Linked DNA regions of Homo sapiens: region 2 is linked to region 1. Evidence: chromatin loops called from intact Hi-C (ENCODE). Cell type or tissue: heart right ventricle. All regions are shown on one strand.

What was found. Hi-C counts contacts between places; a loop is a spot of excess contacts. Peaks named below come from ENCODE experiments on the same cell type or tissue, not always from the same donor. Only the 100,000 strongest peaks of a DNase experiment are listed, where the experiment ranks them.
Region 2: it touches region 1 in a loop (3-fold over the local background); 2 of 110 quality-filtered maps call a loop at or near these places.

What each region holds. Positions count from the first base shown.
Region 1 is chr20:22,861,683-22,864,182 of GRCh38, reverse strand. No RefSeq gene overlaps it. Among named protein-coding and RNA genes, the nearest start is that of SSTR4, 170 kb to the left of the region's middle. In heart right ventricle, a CTCF peak has its summit at 1,351; DNase peaks (open chromatin) are centred at 1,174 and 2,012; H3K27ac peaks cover 2,500 bases.
Region 2 is chr20:22,923,103-22,925,602 of GRCh38, reverse strand. The region is part of intron 1 of LOC107985449 (a long non-coding RNA gene); the gene reads right to left. Among named protein-coding and RNA genes, the nearest start is that of SSTR4, 110 kb to the left of the region's middle. In heart right ventricle, no CTCF peak of the experiment used is centred here; a DNase peak (open chromatin) is centred at 1,379; H3K27ac peaks cover 2,299 bases.

The DNA.
Region 1 (2,500 bases):
ACTTGAAGGAGAATGGCTCAATAACATCTCCAGAGCAGCTGTACATCCCAGTGGGTGGGGGGCAGTGGAGAGGTCATGGGGAGACAGTGGGTGGTCTTGCACAGAAAGTAACATGAAACTCTCAGTCCTGCCGACCACGAAATTCATTTGCAGCTCAGGGTCCAGCCAGTTTATGCTTCTTCACATCAAAACGTTTCAGACACAGCCAGGATCATGGAAAAATCATTGCAAAACTTGAGAGCCTTTAGTTTCAAGCAGCCAATTCCAGGAATATCCACAGGCAGCTGGCATTTTGCAGAGCATTAGGGGGAGCAAATCACTGGAGAAATTAGTTTACAAACTTTTTTTTTCAAAGTGAATGCAGAGCATAGTCATAGTCAGAGAATAAGGACTTTTTGCATACAATAATAATGTCCTTGAAAAAGCAATATAACAGCCCAATAAAGATCAAGGTGGGCTAAGAAATACATGGGGTTCCTACAAGAACAGAACAAAAATAAGTGAAAGACCAACTGAATAAGGATGGAAATTTCTGTGTCTAGGAAGAAATAAATGCTTTCCACAGAGCTCATTAGAGTCACCTTTTGCAGTTATTGAGCATATTTGTGTTTAAATTAATTGGATGGTGAAAAACACATGGCACATTTCCCTAATTCAGATAGCATAAGATGAAAGACAAAGAACCAACTCAATAACAGATTTTTTTTTCAAGAGAGGAGCATGACATAAAATGTAAACTCTGAGGGTAAGATGCATCTCAATTTCAGGAATATGAAGAATGTGAGGGTGGAAGGGAAGGGTGTGTGTTGGAATCAAAATGTGGGAATACAATAGTTTTCTTTCTGAAGTGCAAGTTTAATAATGCTCTAAAGTTTTATTATTTCACAGTATTTGCAGGTAAAGAAAATATGTAACTTGTTTTTTCCTCACCTGAGTATTATAGGAAGGATCCTAGTGTCAGGACTGGCCAAAAACAGGGCAGAGTCTCATTTTTTTCAAGGCCTATTCCTGTCTGGACTTTTGTCCATTAGAATGGGACAATAGCCATTTTCGTGTTTGGCATCTTCATGCAGGCGTCAGGAAGCTGAATTACAAAAAGGAGCTCAGAGCCAAAGAGACCTGAGAGCCTGCCCTGGCCACGGCAGCTCTTGAGGTCTTTGGTTTTCCAGGAAAAGACGTCGCGTGGGCCCGGGAGGCTGCGCTTCCAGGAAGGACCCTTATTATAAAGTTTAAAGGCAGGGGCTGCCGTTCCACATTCCTTAAGCTAAATTCACACTTGGGACCTTCAGCAGTGAATATGTATTTCCTTAGAAATCCCTGGGGTTATAATATTTATAGCCAGAGGTGGGGCTGTTCCATCTGGGAGGGTGTCTGATCCTTCAGCAGAGTTGAAAACCAATGTATACCCAGAGCGCATCCATCTTCATAACCACCCTGCAGGTTTGTACGAACAGGAAGAACAAAGGGCTTGACCAAATACTTATTGTGAATTTTCTGTGTGTTTAATGATCATCAGCTGTTGGTGAAAAAAATGAATAAATATTCAAAGCACTTTCAAGTTTTAATTATCTGTGTGAAGCCAAAGGAGTAAGGAAACCACAGTCCTTCAATTAAACACTCACAGGTAACCCAAACCTGTCACCTGTTCACTTTTCTGCCAAGATTTTTCTATACTGATTGCCTCAGGTGTGAGTGTGAATTGTGGAAAATGTCTAAAATGGAGCCATTAAGCACATCAGTACCAAGTGCATTTGTCTTAAAATACAATTTTGACACCTACTCTGTAAGTCCCAGAATTGGCCTTGAAGGTGAAAGGCGAACCAGACATTGTCCACCTTTGTCACCCTGATGTGCGCAGAGGCTGAGGGGACCTCACTCTTTCTTGCTGAGCTAGAAAAAAATGTGTGCGAGTCCAGGGGAGGGTGCCGTTTTTCCATCCTTTTCAGAAAGGATATTGATCATATCCTTTTCCTTCGTGTCATCACAGGGGCGGCTGCTCCAGGAAACCCGGCTCCTCCTTGATGAGGCTCAGGAACATGATTCCAGGGCAATGCACACCACATCCTGCCCCTCCCTGCGCATCCCTGAGGCTTCAGCGCCGCTCCCCTGGCTCCAGGCACATCTTGCCAGAAGCCCCTCTGTCCTGCAAATCAGCAAGACTTGCCTGGTCTTTTGATGGTTGAAAGGGTTTTTTTTTTTATTTTTTGCTCTGCAGAACATAAACATTCTGCCTCCAGTGTGTGTGCTGCTGAATCTGCTCCCCACATTACTGTAAGAAAAATTGTCCCCAAATTTACATCTGTGCATTAAATGACTCAGTGGTTACCCATTGCTGCTATATAACTTAATACTGACCTCGAGGGGTTGTTGTTGGAATAAAAGAGGCCTGTGTGAGTCGGTGTAGCTCATAGTCGGCACGCACTAGTGTGACATCACCCTCTTTGCTCCAGCTTCATGACCGGCCTTGCTGTGTTCTGACACCACAACTTTCAGTTGCTGA
Region 2 (2,500 bases), 61 kb before region 1:
AAAAAAAAAAAAACTAGTGAGCCCTGTCTCTGCGAGAAGGTTGTCATCTTTGGAAACTTTTGAGGTTGAGAACCAGACCCTGAGACATGGCAGGCTATCTGAGGACAGACCAGCATGTGAGACATTGTGGCTGTGAGCAGCTGGCTTTTCTCTGGTGACAGCCTTTGCCCTCCACCCCAGACCTAAATGTCAAGAGGAAGCAGAAGTTTGGGCAGATGATGGAACGTGGTGATGGAAGGCTGCTTTGATTGAGACTTATATAAACTTCACTGTTTCCTGGGAACGAACAGGGGGAAAAGAAAAAAAAAAAAAAACACTGACCAGTCTCACACTTCACTGAGGGGAAAAGAAGCAAATGGCAATAATACAAGTTAAGTAGACACAAAGGAAAAGGAGAGGGGAAGAGAGAGGGAGAGGGTGGAGTTCTATGTGATTCTTGAATGTGCTGGTGTTGGAACAGAGATGGGTGGGGATTCAAGTCCCTCTCCAGTACTCACTGTCAGTGAGGACAAGCAGCTGCCCTCACTGACCACAGACCCTGCATCCATAAAGTGGGGATAACAGAAGATGCTCCTCACCAGACTGTGCAGGAACAGAAGATGTGTCATGTACTTGGCACATGGCTGAATACAGAAAAATCTTTAAAAATTTGGGGGTAGAAATAGAGGGAAAGTTTTGAGAAAATTTTCACCACTTCAGAAACTGGGGAGAGCTAAGACCACAGACAGAAGACAGAACAGTGGAGGACATGGGATTCTTCTTCCGCCTTCTCTCCCAGGGGCAGTGAACGTGCCTATGTCTTGGAAATAGGAGGGGGGTCAAATTTCCTCTCTGTCCTGGGGGACTCTTTTGCAGACTTAGGCAAGTGATTTCATGACATCTCTGGCTCCCACTGCTTGCTGCTTTCCTGCTGGGGCCACAGGTAACTCAAGTTTCTGTGGTGGGCCTGTTGGGTTCTCCTTAGAGTCTGGGTTGCTGGAGCCATGAGCCTAAACTGTATCCTTCCTGGAGATCTCTGCTACCAGTTCATTGCTGAATCATCCTTGTGTTCATGATTCAACACCCTTCAAAGAGGTCATTTCTCCTCATACAGTTTTTGTTGCTGAATTTCCACCTGGACACGGTTTATTATCAACTCTTACCTACGCTCTTTTATCCTCCCTGCTTCCTACCTCCTGCTCCCTTTTATCCTCTTCTTCAACAAGTTTCTCTTTTTGACTATTCCTACTTGACAATTACTATGCAAAGCATTAATTATTAACATTTGACATGTTATACTGAACTGAAATCAGCACCCAAGCTGCCCCAGCCAGCCAACTTTTGGGAGTCAGCTACTCATGAAACAGCTCACTTGCCTGATGAGAGACTCACGGCAGCTGCAGTCTGGGAAGGAGGGCTTGGCACGGCAAGGGTGGGCTGGTAATGTGTTCCAGGGAAACCAGCTGTGTCTCAGACCCTGACCAGCTCCACCACAGAATTACTCCCACTTGTTCACATCAATTAGAAATACTGAATTTCTTAGTGGTGTCTGATATTTTATTTTTCTTCCAAGTCAACTTCCAAAGGATAAGGATACTATCTATTCTTTCTTTATTTACAAAAACTAACACTTAATGCACGGAAATTGAAAGAAAAACAAGAGCAAAAATCAAAAGGTCCCCAATTTCACACTCAAATGAAACTTGTTGGCCTGGTTTTTTTTTAAAAGTCGTACACATGCATAATCAGAGAATTCAGAAAGTATAGAAAAGTTCAGAGTAAAAAGTAAATCTTTTCTACTGGAATCTAGTTCTTCCCCTAAAATAATTATATTATACACACATACATGCTGTTTTCAGATTTATTTTCTTTGGTTAGATGATTATTCATTCACCTTCTGTCTATTTATGTAAGTATTTCAGGATACACATTTTCTGTGAGAGAGATTAGCAAAACTCCATCTGTTTTTATATGCCATGCTTCCAAGAGATTGAGTCTATCCATTTTCAACTTTATCACCTGAAATCAGAGCTTCATTCTGTACTATTTCTACTTTAAATTTATTCAGAATTTTTCTGTGGCCTAATAAGTGGACAAATTTTTTGTACACTGTTCTTTCTCTGTGGTTAGAGATACATACTGAGATCTGTCTCTTGGTTAAATTTTGTTATTATTTTTGATCCTCCACACCATATTCTCAAAGTGTGACCCCAGGCCCAGCAGCCCAGTAGCATTACAATGGCCTGGGAACTTCTCAGATGCAAATTCTCAAGTCCCCTTCTTCTCTACTACTGAGGCAGAAACTCCAGGGTGGGCCCAGTGATGGGTGCTTGAGCACATCTGAATTCGGAGACTGGGTCAAGTTTCAGAGCCACTGCTCTACCGCATTGATTAATTTGTGAATTTGTATCCACTTCATCAATCATGACATCATATAGATGACTTAGTATCTTACTACTTCTGTTTTTGGTTGATTTATTCTAGAAGTGCCTAGATCATATGTTTTATGGGTTTTTGTTTC